Linked DNA regions of Homo sapiens: all the other regions are linked to region 1. The links are chromatin contacts, found by Hi-C or POLR2A ChIA-PET in ENCODE. All regions are on one chromosome and are shown on one strand. Each heading gives the region's core, a stretch centred on a gene start or an enhancer-like site at or near the end of the contact. The rest is flanking DNA. Distances are from core to core; before and after follow the strand shown.

Evidence for each region. A loop is a pair of places that touch in the nucleus more often than their neighbours do. ChIA-PET counts read pairs that join two places held with the same protein, here RNA polymerase II (POLR2A). Pooled maps may share reads with other maps.
Region 2: a loop to region 1 is called in a map of chondrocyte, with 3 times the contacts of the local background. The contact joins the promoter of GPNMB here to the promoter of MALSU1 in region 1. A Hi-C loop is called at or near these places in 2 of 168 maps with a recorded cell type or tissue (chondrocyte and transverse colon) and 7 of 50 pooled maps. POLR2A ChIA-PET finds 5 or more read pairs at or near these places in 4 of 52 experiments (B cell, MCF 10A, PC-9 and 1 more).
Region 3: a map of PC-9 shows a loop between it and region 1 (3-fold over the local background). The contact joins the enhancer-like site here to the promoter of MALSU1 in region 1. A Hi-C loop is called at or near these places in 15 of 168 maps with a recorded cell type or tissue (B cell, CD4-positive, alpha-beta T cell, CD4-positive, alpha-beta memory T cell and 11 more), 8 of 37 single-sample maps with no recorded cell type and 23 of 50 pooled maps. POLR2A ChIA-PET finds 5 or more read pairs at or near these places in 27 of 52 experiments (A549, B cell, BJ and 23 more).

What each region holds. Positions count from the first base shown.
Region 1 is chr7:23,296,622-23,301,302 of GRCh38, reverse strand. MALSU1 (mitochondrial assembly of ribosomal large subunit 1) reads right to left here and starts at 1,964. Exons shown (of 4, transcript NM_138446.2): 1 at 1,695-1,964; 2 at 286-464. The coding sequence starts at 1,950. RefSeq lists an enhancer at 1,658-2,147.
Region 2 is chr7:23,244,140-23,248,820 of GRCh38, reverse strand. GPNMB (glycoprotein nmb) reads right to left here and starts at 2,046. Exons shown (of 11, transcript NM_002510.3): 1 at 1,894-2,046. The coding sequence starts at 1,963. RefSeq lists an enhancer at 475-594.
Region 3 is chr7:23,332,703-23,337,383 of GRCh38, reverse strand. The region is part of intron 10 of IGF2BP3 (insulin like growth factor 2 mRNA binding protein 3); the gene reads left to right. Among named protein-coding and RNA genes, the nearest start is that of MALSU1, 36 kb to the right of the region's middle. RefSeq lists a silencer at 1,420-1,714. Within about 2 kb of position 2,748, at least 14 of the 41 ENCODE cell types and tissues checked have a DNase peak (open chromatin) inside an H3K27ac peak, as active enhancers do; they include PC-3, PC-9, Panc1 and 1 more, where a contact is called at or near this core.

The DNA.
Region 1 (4,681 bases), core at 715-3,214:
GGCAACAAGAGCAAAACTCCATCTCAATTAGAAAAAAAAAAAAAATCTTCCTTGCGGTCACAAGAGAAAAGATTTTGATATATCCTAACTCAATAGGGCTGGATATTTGCTCCCATATGTTTCACTATCAAAGAACATAAAATGAATTCATGCAAATTCTGAAAATTTGGGCTTCTTCTGTAACTTTGTATGATGGGTTTACCCTCTAAGTGTTGCTCCTTGGCCTGATGCACTGTCACTATTCCACTCAGTTAATGGTCCAAAAGAGAAAAGAAAGCATCCTACCATTTTCACAACGTAGAAGGCCATGGCATGTAAGTGTCGGGTAGAAGTTCCACTAACAATCACAAAGTAATCTGTATATCTCATTTCTGGAGGAACCTGGATCACACAAATGTCTCTTGCATTTTCTTGCCTCAGAAGTGAAACCATCATATCGATGTCAAACTTGGGACCAGTATGATCTGAAATGCACAAATAGTTGTTTGTATCAGGATGGCCAAGCAGATAGACGTGTATGCACCCAGAGATGCCGGCAGCTGACTGTTCCTCCATGAGGGTGTTTAGATCCAAAGTGTTTTTACAGATAGCAGGGTAAAGGCCTCCTGGAAGGTGAACCTGGGCAGTAGTATCATAGCACCGCTCAACTTTTATGGTCAGGGTGCTCAGATTACGCAGAGCCACTATACATCCTTCGCTATTAACCATATGCAAGTAGAACCAGACACCAGTGACAAATGACTTTCTACTAATACTTAAAAGGAGCAATACACCACAATCACAGAAATGCTGTGCAAAGAAAAACAGCACCACAAAATGGGTAGGAGGTGATATCCTGGAGCATATTAAATTGAATCTCAGTCATAACGGGTCACAGAATTGTGAGCTGGAAGGGCTCTTAGGCAGTATCTGGTCCACAACCTTCAGTTGAGAGATGAAGAAACTGAGGCCTAGGAGAATTACTGTGGCCTAAGATCAGTCACTGAAAGAGCTACATTTTTGAGTAATTATTATTTTGAACCTTCCAGTTTTCATATAAAACCACCGGGTTATTAACAACTGTTACCTATGAAAATCTAATTTTTTTTCCCGTAAAGATTTAGATATTCTGATCTTCAGCTTGGAGTATTACAGGCTGTAAATTTAAAAGCTCGCCCAAGTTCTAAAGCCGACTCCAAAGGACCTAGTAGCTAAGCCCACTAAGGCCTCTCCCTCTCATACTCTACATTCTTAGATGTGATCTGTTTACCATTCTTAAGTTTCTAAAAACGTCAGCAATAACTAGAGGATATTAACTTGGACCCATCTCCTACTGGCGCTTCCTACGCACCCCTTCGCACCCAGACCCTGGCTCCTCAGAATCCTCAAGCCCCAACAGTCCCCACAAACCCATTTCCCAGGATCCTAGGAAGAGGGTAAAAGGAAGTGAGGACGGTGAGACTGTGATGCCAAGGGTGGGAGATGGCCGTCCGGGAGGCTGGGATTCTGCAGTTCATCTCTTGCCCTCAATTTCTTCACTGTGAAACGGGAAGGTTGGCGCCAACAACCTTTGAAGTCCCTTCCAGCTCTGGATGTGCAGGAGTTTTGTGACTCCAAGAGAAATGCACATAGAGGGGAACCCAGAGCCACCTTGGCTGGGACCTGACTCCAGACTGCCCGGAGAGGGTCGCCTTCGTTCTTCTCCACGCCCGTACCTGCCGCGTCCGATTCTGGGCGTCCCTCGTTGACCGTCCCCTCCGCCCGCTCCTCCAGCCCAGGCTCGCTGTGCAGGCCGCGGACAAAGTTTGGGGTCTGGCAAGCCCGGCAGAACGCTGCTCCTACGGGAAGCCGCTGCACGGCCAGCAGCCGAAGCCCGGGCTCGGCTCCAACCGCGGACCCCGCCACCGAGGAAACCGCCCTGCGCCACATTAGTGGGGCGAGCAGCCGCGCCACACGGCCGCCCGGCCCCATAGCAGCAGCCTTGCGTCGGCGTCGCGGGTGGGTGGTACTTCATGGAGCCCGGCCGGGAAATTCTACGTCGATGCGTGGGCGGAGTCAAGGCCTGAAGGACGGACCATGGGCGGAGTCTGGAGCCCGTGAAGACTGCAGTGACCCGGAAGAGCTACTTGGGGATTAGGGCGTGCGGGAATAAAGAACTAGTGTTGCTTGCCCACCTTGCTTTGCTTTGTGTCGCAGTAGCGCATTACGTTGTCACTTTTTTTTTGGACTCTGTCCACTAATGTGAGGCTCATGAAGGCAATAATTTTTGTTTCATTTTTAACTCTTCTCTCCACAGCACCTAAAACAGTTCCTGGTACTGAATGTCCAGAAGTTGCTGTTAATCTGATTAGGCTGGGATTAGGACATATAATCTACCCTCTCTCATTACCAGAAAATATTCAAGATTCCCTTGCAAATTTGAAATTGCGCGAGGAAAATCTGTTATCCTGGGCTAGAGTGGGGTGGGAGGCAGAGGTGTAAAGGACCATTTGGAAACCGTTCTTAGGTCAGCCCATCATCTACACTCCCTGTATGGAGGAGTTTACGCCCAGGGGCGGTACTGTGGGGACCAGCTCTGTAAGAATAAGGAATTCTGAGGTGCCAGCTGCGGTATTAAGTCACAGGACTTGAGAACTGCGATAGATTCCTGGCACGGGTGGGGGGGTGGGGGGTTTTGGGGGCGTGGGACGCCGCAGGGAAGCAACTTGCCCAGGTCATACACTTACTGACTGCGTCAGAATCAGAAGCCAGTTTCTGGCTTCTGAACTCCAGGCCTGCTAACTGCTGAAAGGAAGGCTTCATAGAGAGCAAATATTTCAAATGCCTGAAACAGTGCCAGACACATAGCAGGCACTCCAAAAATGTTTGCTACATTATTTTAAATAATTCCAAGCACTAATTTTGGGAAGTTTTTTAAAAATAGAGAAATTAAGCATTTGTGTATATCACACCAGATATGTACAACCACTTCAAGTTATTTTTGAAAAGAAGAAAAACATTACAGATTAAGTTTCCTCTGTCCAATTTTAGCCCCATCCTCAATTCCATTTTTCCACAGGCATGAACTTGGCTTTTCTCCCAGCTTCTGGCATCCATTCCGTGTTCCCACCCTTCTCTGAACATCCCAGACCTGCTTTACCACCTGTATTTGCCAGCTCATTTAATGGGTCATTATCCCTTCAAAACTCCCAAACCCTAGACTTCATTCAGTCCAGGATCTTCATACAACAAACGAATCTGTTGTCAAAATCCTGCTTATGTGACCTCCAAAATGTTTCTGTGAGTTCAGCTTCTTGTCTTCATTTCCACTGTTTCTTCCTTAGTCCACACCCTCATTAGTTCTTGCCTAATTACAGAGACTGCCTCCTACCTGGCTTTCCTGTCTCCAGTCTGTTTCTACTCTTTTCATCCTCCATGCTGCCCTTCTATCAACTACAATCATTTTCGCTTTATCTGCTTTTTGCTGTTTTTCAAACTCACCATACCCTTTTTTATTTTTATTTTTTAAAGAGATGGGGTCTTACTCTTGTCACCCAGACTGGAGTACAGTCACACAATCATAGCTAACTACATCCTCAAACTCCTGGGCTCAAGCGGTGCTCCTGCCTTAGCCTCCCAATTAGCTAGGACTACAGGCATGTGGAACCATGGCCAGCTAATTTTTGTTTTTAATTTTTTTAAAGACAGGATCTCACTATGTTGCCCAGGCTGGTTTCAAACTCCTGGCCTTAAGCAATCTACCCCACTGTAGCTGTGAGTATAGGCATAAGCCACCATGCCTGGCAACCTCACCATATCCTTTCAATGCCAAGCTTTGCATATACTTTTTTTTTGAGATGGAGTCTCGCTCTGTCACCCAGACTGGAGTGCAGTGGCACCATCTCGGTTCACCACAACCTTTGCCTCCAGGGTTCAAGCAATTCTCCTGCCTCGGCCTCCCAAATAGCTGGGATTACAGGCACGTGCCACCACCCCCAGCTAATTTTTGTATTTTTAGTAGAGACGGGGTTTCACCATGTTGGCCAGGCTGGTCTCAAACTCCTGACCTCAAGTGATCCACCCGCCTCAGCCTCCCAAAGTGTTGGGATTACGGGTGTGAGCCACCGTGCTTGGCCACTACTCTTTTTAGAGCACCCTTTTCCCATTTTTTCATATGACAAACTCAGACTCACTCTGTAAGACATACCTTAAGCATTAAGATATCTCCCCCTACTCTCTCAGATGGCCCCTCAGAAACCCCTCATCCCTTTGTTCATAAATGTCTTTAACATTTATGTTTGACTGCATGATACCCCACTAGAAAAGACTTAGATTTAATTCCACCTCTTCTGTTTATTAGCAGTGTACTATTGAAGTTCTTAATCTGAGCCTCAGTTTCCTCATCTGTAAAATGAGGGAATGATACCTTCTTCACAGAGTCTCGAAAAATTGGATAAAATATGCAGCACAAATTATATACCATAGTGCTTGGCATGTAGTAATCATATGGAAATTAGTATCTGTCTACAAATTGACCTCATGGAGAGGAAATGGCTTGAACCCAGTCATTATGATAAAGCCCATCAGAAAAAGACAACCAGGAACACGTGTGGTCAAAGTTTTTTTTTTTCCTGAGACGGAGTCTCGCTCTGTCACGCAGGCTGGAGTGCAGTGGTGCAATCTCAGCTCACTGCAACCTCCGCCTCCCGGGTTCAAGCAATTC
Region 2 (4,681 bases), core at 797-3,296, 53 kb after region 1:
GAGTAAGACCCTGTCTCTAAAAAAATTGATTAAAAAAAAAAAAACCCAATAGTAAGCAGATTTTAAAAGAAAAATAAAAGCCTGTGGGGGTGGGTTTTGGGGGCAATCAATGTGAAGGTAAATTTGAGGTCGCACCCAGTGCTGCAGCCGACTCTGCCTCCACACTTTGGCATCCTTGCTGTGTCCACCAGCAGAGAGGTGGTGGCTGGGCTGCCTCCACCTACCTTGTCCACACTTTCTCCTTCCTTCAGGGCTACGAATGGAAAATGGTAGGAAATCTTTAGTGCTTGATACACTGCTACATTCTGCCTGCCCTTATTTTTTTCTGGGCAGAATATTTAGTCCAGAGCAAGGTGAACCTGGTGAATGGCTGGGTTTTGTTACACTGCCCAAGAGGCTGAGGACTCCTCTCGAGCTGACAGCGCTGATTCGGCCTCCTGCTAATCTGTTTTATTGAGCAGAGCGAAGTGGACTGGTGAAAGAGGGTGGAATAATAGCAGGTGTCCCCCATCGGGTCTATTCTGTGTTCCTTCGTCTTTAAAGTAGCCTGTCCTGGGAGGTATCCTGAGGGTGGGTGCAGGTCTGCCTCCGTAGGAACAATCCCCACCATGCACGTCTCTCACGCCAAGCAGCTGATCTCACAAGAACACAATTACCCAGTTTTGCAAATGAGGAAACGAAAACTCCTCGTTTTGAAGGAAATGAGGAAATGGAGCAAAGCCACTGGAGACCCAGCCCCTAGGCTGGCGGGGAGCCCGAGCCTGTCCAACCCCAAACCCGGGCAGGAAGGACAGAGGTCGGGATGGAAGGCTGCCTCCTCAACTTACCCGCTGTGTGGCTTGGGGCGAGTTCCTTGCCCACTCTGTGGCCCGTGGCCTCGTGTGGGAAGCGGGACCATCACAGTGCCGGGCTCCGCGGGCTGCTAGGAGGACGCGCGGCGCACTGCGGGCCGGGAACGTGCTGCGCGCTGACACCGGGTCAGCTCCCTGTGATGGGACTTCCTTTCCAAAAACGTAGGCGTTTTCCCGGGTCGCAGTCGCAGTCGGGAGACTGAGGGTTAGGGCGCGGCCGCGGGGTCTCCTGGGCCGGGGCGCGGCCCACGTCTCAGGCCTCTGCGGCTCTGACCAGAAGCCGCTGCGCCTTTGGCCGCTTCCCACCCGTCCCGTCCCCGCAATCCCAGGCCCAGGGTTACAGCGGCTCAGCTCTCTTCCTCTCGCGAATCTGCACACTGCTTCAGTGGTCTGGACCCTGGCTGCATAGGCAGATCCCAAGAGGAACTTTTAAAACAAGGATCCTCTGACCCCACTCCCAAAGATTCCGGTTTCATTGCGTGGGTATCAGTATTGTTAAAAATGCCCTGGCCTCTCCTGCCTGACCAGGGTAGAGAGCCTGGGCTTCAGCTCCTCTCCCAGCAAGCTCCTGCAGGTCTGTGAGGAAGCCCCGCAGGAGGAGCAATAGCTTCAGGGCTGGGGAGATTCGTAAATTTGCCTCCAGATTGGAGACCCCATTTCATGTGAGGTCTCCACCCTTTTGGATGGAAGCTGGACATAGTTTAGTTGGTGGAGTTGCTTTGTTCTGTGGCCGGAGGCTGTCCAACCCTCCCCCAACCACTGTCTGGCAAGAATGGGTTGCAATTGCAATGGAAAAGAAGCTTCACAAGAGAAGGGCAGCATAGTTTTTACTTTCCATGAGCCGAAAGCAAAGAATGGAGCTGGAGGCATTTTGCTGTAGTTTCAGCCTTCCCAACAGTTTGCAGAAGAAGAGATGAGTGAGCCAGAGATGAAAGCTTCCTGAAGAACTTCAGTCCAACCTCTAGTTCAGAGGATATTATTAGCCATCATTTCAGCCAATGGCCAGAGAATGGGTTAAACATAGAAATTAAGGGTTACTCACGTTTGGCGGCATCAAGTGGCAATCTTGCAGCCAGGAGCAGAAATCCCAGGAAATAGTAGAGACATTCCATGCTGAATTCTCACGGACGCAGGCACTCAAGGTTTAACTCTGAATTCCTCTGGGCCCGTCCACCAAGAGCAACAGTGTTCTTCTGGCATCTGTGGTGCCTCCCTCTCTATTTTAATTAAATACAGGGCCTCGGGGAGGATCATGTGATGGTATTAAGCGGCACTGCCTGATCTGGTCTCTCAAGTTCAACCTCTTACAACTCATGTGCTTATGACTCACTCCTTCTTGGCATCTATTTATTCACTTTTCAGATGCACATTATTTCAATTTTGTGATTCCACATTTACTAGATTCAAGGAGTTTTTTTCCTATAGACTCTATTTCAATATTCATTTTTTTTTTTTGAGATGGAGTCTCACACTGTCTCCCAGGCTGGAGTGCAATGGCACGATCTCAGCTCACTGCAACTTCCACCTCCCAGGTTCAAGCCATTCTCCTGCCTCAGCCTCCTGAGTAGCTGGAATTACAGGTGCCCGCCACCATGCCCGGCTAATTTTTTGTATTTTTAGTAGAGGCAGGTTTCACTATGTTGGCCAGGCTGGTCTCGATCTCCTGACCTTGTGATCTGCCCGCCTCGGCTTCCCAAAGTGCTGGGATTACAGGCATGAGCCACCGCGCCTGGCTCAATATTCTTTACCAAATAAAATTTCAATCCTCCAGCCTCACTGATTATCGACTTACTGTGGTTCCTATACTGCATCAGGCACCCAGCTCACGTTTAGAGTTCACAGTTACGCACCCTTTCCTAAGATGTAGTTGTCCACCTGCTCCTGTGCTCGTGATTGCTTGTATATTTTTTTCCTCCAAGAGGAAGCAAAGATGGGGGAGGTGTCTTATCAATCATTTGAAATTGTGGAATACATAAGTGGATGATAACATGAATGTTGTGCCAGGATGTGCTGGAAACAGCTGCCCAGGCCTCTGGTAGCTGAGAAATTTACTCAAAAGCACATTTAGAATATCTGTGCAATTCCATATAACTTTTGTAATAACCTGCATAATTTTTGGTAACTGCTCTCAAAGCATTTATGTGTTGCATTACTCAGAGCCAATTGCATAAAACGTTCTGTGTATTTTTTCATATTATAGAAAGCAGGCATTAAATGTACAAACAAGTGTGTCTGTAAGATAAATTTATACAGTCAAATCATTCCTGGTTACAGAGTATGCAGAAAATGTGGCAACATGAAAACTTTACCATATGTGACCTTTCTCAAACTCACATTCACATGGCCATTTTCAGTGCAGTAGAAACCTTGGTTGCAGGTGAGGGTAAAACTTGGGGTATTGATTTATGGTTCAGTGTGTCAAGGAGGAATGGAAATAGCCTATGAAACTAAAATCCATACAGCAGGAGTGGCTGACTTCCATCCCTAAGGCGGCAAACAACTCTGTAGAGTGCCTTTTACAGCCTTTGCAGCAAATATGAAGGGGAAAACAACGAAAGGAACACATTATTCATGACTGAAACAATTTTCAAATATTGATGAATAAAGGAATAATGGAAATACTTATTAGTTTCATGTAATGTAAAGCGAATAATGTATATAGTTATTTGCTTTTTAAATTACTTAAAAACTTTTTTTTTTTTTTTTTTTAGAGACAGGCTCTCACTCTGTTGCCCAGGCCGGAGTGCAGTGGCATGATTATAGCTCATTGCAGCCTTGAACTCCTAGGCTCAAGTGATCCTCCCACCTCAGCCTTCCAAGTAGGTAGGACTACAGGCACACACCACCACACTCGGCTAATTTTTTATTTGCTTTTTATTTTTTGTAGAGACAAAAATCTCACTATGCTGCCCAGGCTGGTCTTGAACTCCTGGCCTCAAGTGATCTTCCCACCTCAGCTGCCTACAGCACTATTTGCTTTTTATGACAAACACATAACTTTTACAATTAAAAAAAAACACCTTTTCAATTTAAGGAAAAGCTACTATTAACATTTTTAAAGATATTTTTGTCCTTTGTTGCAGACACAGTTCTGGCTCATATTTCTAGCCAGATTAGCCACCCCGTCTCTAAATAAATTGGAAGTGTTAAATTCTTCTGTAACAAAACCTTCGTTTTGTTTAGGGAGACACAATGATCAAATCAACTTTTATGTCTTTTTTCCTTCCCTGCACCATCAAAGAGAAGAGGCACTGATAGGACAAGAGTCAAAATGTAGGCAGCTGGACAGAGGTGAATAAGAGAACAAGAGAAAGATCTTCATTCCAAAGAACTACAAGTTGGATAATCTGTTTCTTGATAATCAATGGTTGATAATATATAAAGTAGTTAACTCTATGTAGGACTCAGAGACAGGGCCATTTTGGGTAAAGAATATTCTCAAGCCTGTTTGTTTGTTTTGGAAAGATAAAATTATACTGTAAAGAAAGTTTGAAATATTTTGTTGAAATAATTTTTTGAGCTGGTGTACTGATGTGTACCTGAAGTCCCAGTGACTTCAGAGGCTGAAGCGGGAAGATTGCTTAAGCCCAGGAGTTTGAGTCCAGCCTGGGCAATGTAGTGAGACTTCATCTCTTAAGAAAGAAAGAAAGAAAAAGAAAGAAAAGAAAGAAAGAAGGAAGGAAAGAAAGAGAAAGAAAGGAAAGAAAGAAAGAGAAAGAAAGAAAGAAAGAAAGAAAGAAAGAAAGAAAGAAAGAAAGAAAGAAAAGACAAGAAAAGAAAAGAAAAGAAAAAAGAAAAGAAAGAAAAATTGTTCCGTTCAGATCCTAATT
Region 3 (4,681 bases), core at 1,499-3,998, 35 kb before region 1:
GAGGAGAAAATTCCATATTCCAGATTCCCATTCCTGTGGTTATTTTCATCTAAATAAAGAGAAAACACCATTATTCAGAAAATCATATTGTCCCTGGATACAATTAGAGTAAATTCTACTTTCAAACAGCTGCTAGGCAATTTTCTGGCTTAATGTTCAGGGGAACAATTCTTTAACAAGTGTTGTTTGAGTATATAACTTCAAGTTGCAGGGGGTGGGGGGTGGTTGCAAGTACTCAGTTGGAATAGCTTTGCCTTCACTATTTTTAGACTTTGTTCTTTTTCTAAACCGAAATCACTAATACTTAACTATTTTGTGTACCTAGTGGTCACCACTTTTTGAAATACAAATAAACTATTGTTTTTAAAGGCAGTAAATTTCCCAAAGCTTTACCAGTTTCTTTGCTTATCATTGCTTCTTTTTTTTTTTTCTTTTGGAGACAGAGTCTTGCCCTGTCACCCAGGGTGGAGTGTGGTGGCGCAATCTCGGTTCACTGCAAACTCCGCATCCTGGGTTCAAGTGATTCTCATACCTCAGCCTCCCGAGTAGCTGGGATTACAAGTGCGCAGCACCATGCCTGGTTAATTTTTGTATTTTTATTAGAGACAGGGTTTTACCATGTTTGCCAGGCTGGTCTCGAATTCCTGACCTCAAGTGATCCACCCATCTCGGCCTCCCAAAGTGCTGGGATTACAGACGTGAGCCACTGCAGCCGGCCTATTCTTTAGCAAGAAAAATGAAGCCAAAAAGAAGCAATGATAACAACCAGGCGTTGCGATGAGCCGAGGAGGTGGAGGTTGCAATGAGCCGAGATCGTGCCACTGCACTCCCGCCTGGGTGACTAAGCAAGACTCTGTCTCAAAAAAAAAGAAGAGAAAAAAAGAACATACTGTTTTATGTTTGTGAGGGTCTATGATGTTATTTAAAAAAAAAAAAAAATGGTTTAGAAAGTTAAAGATGGACGGGCATTTTGCTCTCAGCACTTTTAAACTGTTCCTGAACTGCATTCTGGTATCTATACTTGCTGATGAGAAGCTTGCTGTTCCTTTGAAGCTATCACAGATTACGTACTAAGATCGTGTTTATCCTTGATGTCTTGTAGGTTAACAGTGAACTTCTGCTTTTATTTTAAATGTATATTGCCTGTCAAGAAGTAGGTTTTGATGGCTAAATGTTTCAAATAATTTTTTTTTTTTAATATATACTACTTCCTTTTTCTTTTAGAATTGTTGCATTTCTCTACTCATGTTTTCTCATTCCTGCTTTGTAGCATGAAAGTAGAAATGATGCATCTCTTCTTTGGATAAATCCCTTGCCTCTATTCCATTCTAGAACTTTGCCTACTAGTTCCCCCACAATATTCTCTTCTTCCCAGAACTTGCCAGGTTGAGTCTCCCCAGAGCCAAAGAGTTGGTTCTTCCAACAGACAAAAAGTCTCTAGTTCCTGCCTAGCAGCTGGCTCGTACAGTACTTAACTGGCAAACTTCGAGTTTATAAATGACAGGAAACGCGCCTTTCAGAAATGCTCAAACAGTAGGGAAGAAGGAATTGGCAGCTAGTGAAGCAGAGCAAGAGCTGGAATTGGCATAGTGCGTGTCGCCTTAGCTGGATGGTCTTGGCAGCATACAGTTGGATTGGCAGAAGTAATCCCAAGGGCTGCTGGCTTCAGTTTTGATAGCCTCTTTGGAGTCTTCTCAGAAGTCTCCAAAATGATAGTGTAATCTTAAAATGGCTAGCTTTCTGCTTATGAAAGAGGCAAGAGAGATTAGCACTTTTTTAGGCTTAAGGTACTCTTTAAGAAACAAAGGGCCAGGCGCGGTGGTTTATGCCTGTAATCCCAGCACTTTGGGAGGCCAAGGTAAGAGGATTGCTTGAGATCAGGCTGGGCAACATAGGGAGAACTCTGTCTCTACAAAAAAAAAAAAACTTTTTTAGATTAGCCGGGGGTGGTGGCCTTTGCCTATCCCAGCTACTTGGAAGGCTAAAGTAGGAAGATCACCTGAGCCCAGGGAGGTCAAGGCTGCAGTGATCCGTGATTGAGCCACTGCACTCCAGCCTGGGTGACAGAGTGAGACCTTGTCCAAAAAAAAAAAAATTATGAGTTGGAAGGAATTTTTTAAATCAGATGAGTGTTTCAGGGAGTCTCTTAGTCTTCCTCCTTAAGATTTCTCACAGTGGGTGCAACTCTTTTGTTGGTAAACAATTTCTAAGTAAGTAACTCACTGTGCACATTTATTATCTCTGAGAAGCCTTGGTTATCTAGTTATGGTGAAAAACTTTCTTTGCCTTTTTTTTTTTTTTTTTTTTTTTAATGTTAAAGACTTCAATATTTTGTTCAGGTCATGGAGTTGAGTAAACTTAGTTTCAGTTCCAGACCAAAATCCATTTAAAAACAACAACAAAAAAACCCAGGAGTATCTATTTTACAAGCCAAAGGGAAACCGTGGCATCCTTCCAGGTACCTGGAGGCTGATCATGTTGGCTGACATGCATGTCTCCATGCCTTTGTGATGTCTTAGATTTTGTCCCCCACAAAGTAAATACACTTAACCTTACTGTTTGCTCATACTTGTATGTCTTCACGATAGATGATTAGGAATTACTCATTGGCAGACTTCACCAGTTATGCAAACTTTCAGTTGAGCAGCTTTGTTCTTCTGTTATTTCAAGCCGTAGTTGAGAGTCTGCCAAGAAGTCCAAAGGAAGTTTTGCCGATAGGCATCTGGCACAAATCCATTGGGAAGCAGCTTATGTCCTGTGAACATCCTTCAGTCCCAAAGAATGTATCCAAGAAAAGGTTCAGACAATGCAACTAGACCTTAACTTAAATGGAAGGAATGTGTAACAAGACTGGGTAACGCTAATGGGCCTTTTCCAACCTAGGTCTCATAGACTTAAATTCAGGTGAAAAAGGCTTATAACTTTTGCTCTGCCTGCTGAGTTTTGCAAGTAAAAATTTAAATTATCTGCCTATTTGGGGTGTCCAAATCCTGACACAGGCTTGTTCTAGCATAGGCTTATTTTAGTCTCGATTTCTTTTCTTTTTTATTTTTTGAGACAGAGTCTCGCTCTGTTGCCCAGGCTCTGGAGTGCAGTGTCATGATCTTGGCTCACTGTAACCTCCACCTCCCAGATTCGAGCGATTCTCCTGCCTCAGCCTCCTGAGTAGCTGGAATTACAGTCACGTGCCCAGCTAATTTTTGTACTTTTAGTAGAGATGGGGTTTCATCATATCAGCCCAGCTGGTCTCGAACTCCTGACCTCAAGGGATCCGCCCGCCTCAGCCTTCCAAAGTGCTGGGAGTACAGGCGTGAACCACAGCACCCGGCTCATGGCTTATTCTGAATCCCATATAAGAATGAAGTGTACCAGAGAGCCAATTTAATGATTGGCAAAAGTTGACAGCATATTTATGTGAGCTGCCTTACATTCCCAGAGGAAAATTTTCTTGAAAAGTAATCTTTGGTTAAGAAGATGCTTCATGGATAGGAAATTGGAGCAAAGGGAATTGGACGACGTTCAGAAATGTCTTCACCAAGCCTCAGACATCTGATGAGTCAACTTTTCTTCAAGACATGATTGCCAACAGCACACATCATTGTCTGTCATTCTAGGGCAGCATCTCCTGGTGTGGAAAAACACTTAGTTTGCTTCTAACTCTGCTGCTTCTATTTGACAAGTTCTGTTGCTTCTGTTTTCATTCCAGGATAGGACATTTTAAAGTCTACACATTGATTCTTCATGTATGTGCCCTTTTTTTCTGTTACATTTTGGTCCTTTTGACCCTTATCTACTGGCCACTATTCCTTTTCCAAAGCTTCACACAACATTTCTCTTAAGTTTATGCTTAAGCTTCATTTTGGGTTTGTTATTTCTCATCAGCAAAACAAGAACATGGACAGCCCTTCATCACTATGTCAGAAAGATAACTTTGTTTTTGTTTCTCACAACAGCAGCCTTGGACGTGTTCCAGGCTAAGACACATGCATGTTCGGGCCAGGCTTTCACTCTGAGGAGGATGCTGCTACATTAGTGTTCTCTGGGGATATTTAGGAATTGCTCTCTGAAACCAGTACCAGGAATAGTCATTTTTTAATAAGTAAATGAATAGTTTTTCTCTCATAGTCATGGGAAATCATGCAACTAACTTTTTAAAAAATTAGCTGCGAGGAAGCTTAAAGCCAGATTTGTATAACAGCATTTTTGGCTTCATCTTATCTTGAGTGTTCAGTTCCCTATGCTCTTATTTCTTCACCTCCTTTGTTTTATCTTTACAGATTATGTGTATTTTATAAGCAGCATAAAATTCTTTTTGGAACAAAGCCCAGGAAACAAATAATTACACAGTCATGACAAAATACTGTGGGGTAAATCTGGGAAAGTTACACATTAGGTTTAGTTTGACCATTGAAAAGGTCTTTATCACCACCAGCTTCCCCCAAGTATATTGTTCAGAAGAACATAATACGGACATTCTTAGTGAGATAAAATATTTAGATCCCACCCTTAATTTTTTTTAAAATGGTCAAGATTAACTTAATGGTCTTGATACAAGGACCAGAATGATGAAGTAATGCTAACATTGAGCACAGTTGATAGTCAGTGTTGGCATTAATTCACTTGGTCTATCCAGTTATAAAATAAAAAAGGCCATAAAGGGATAAATGACACATGGTAATTG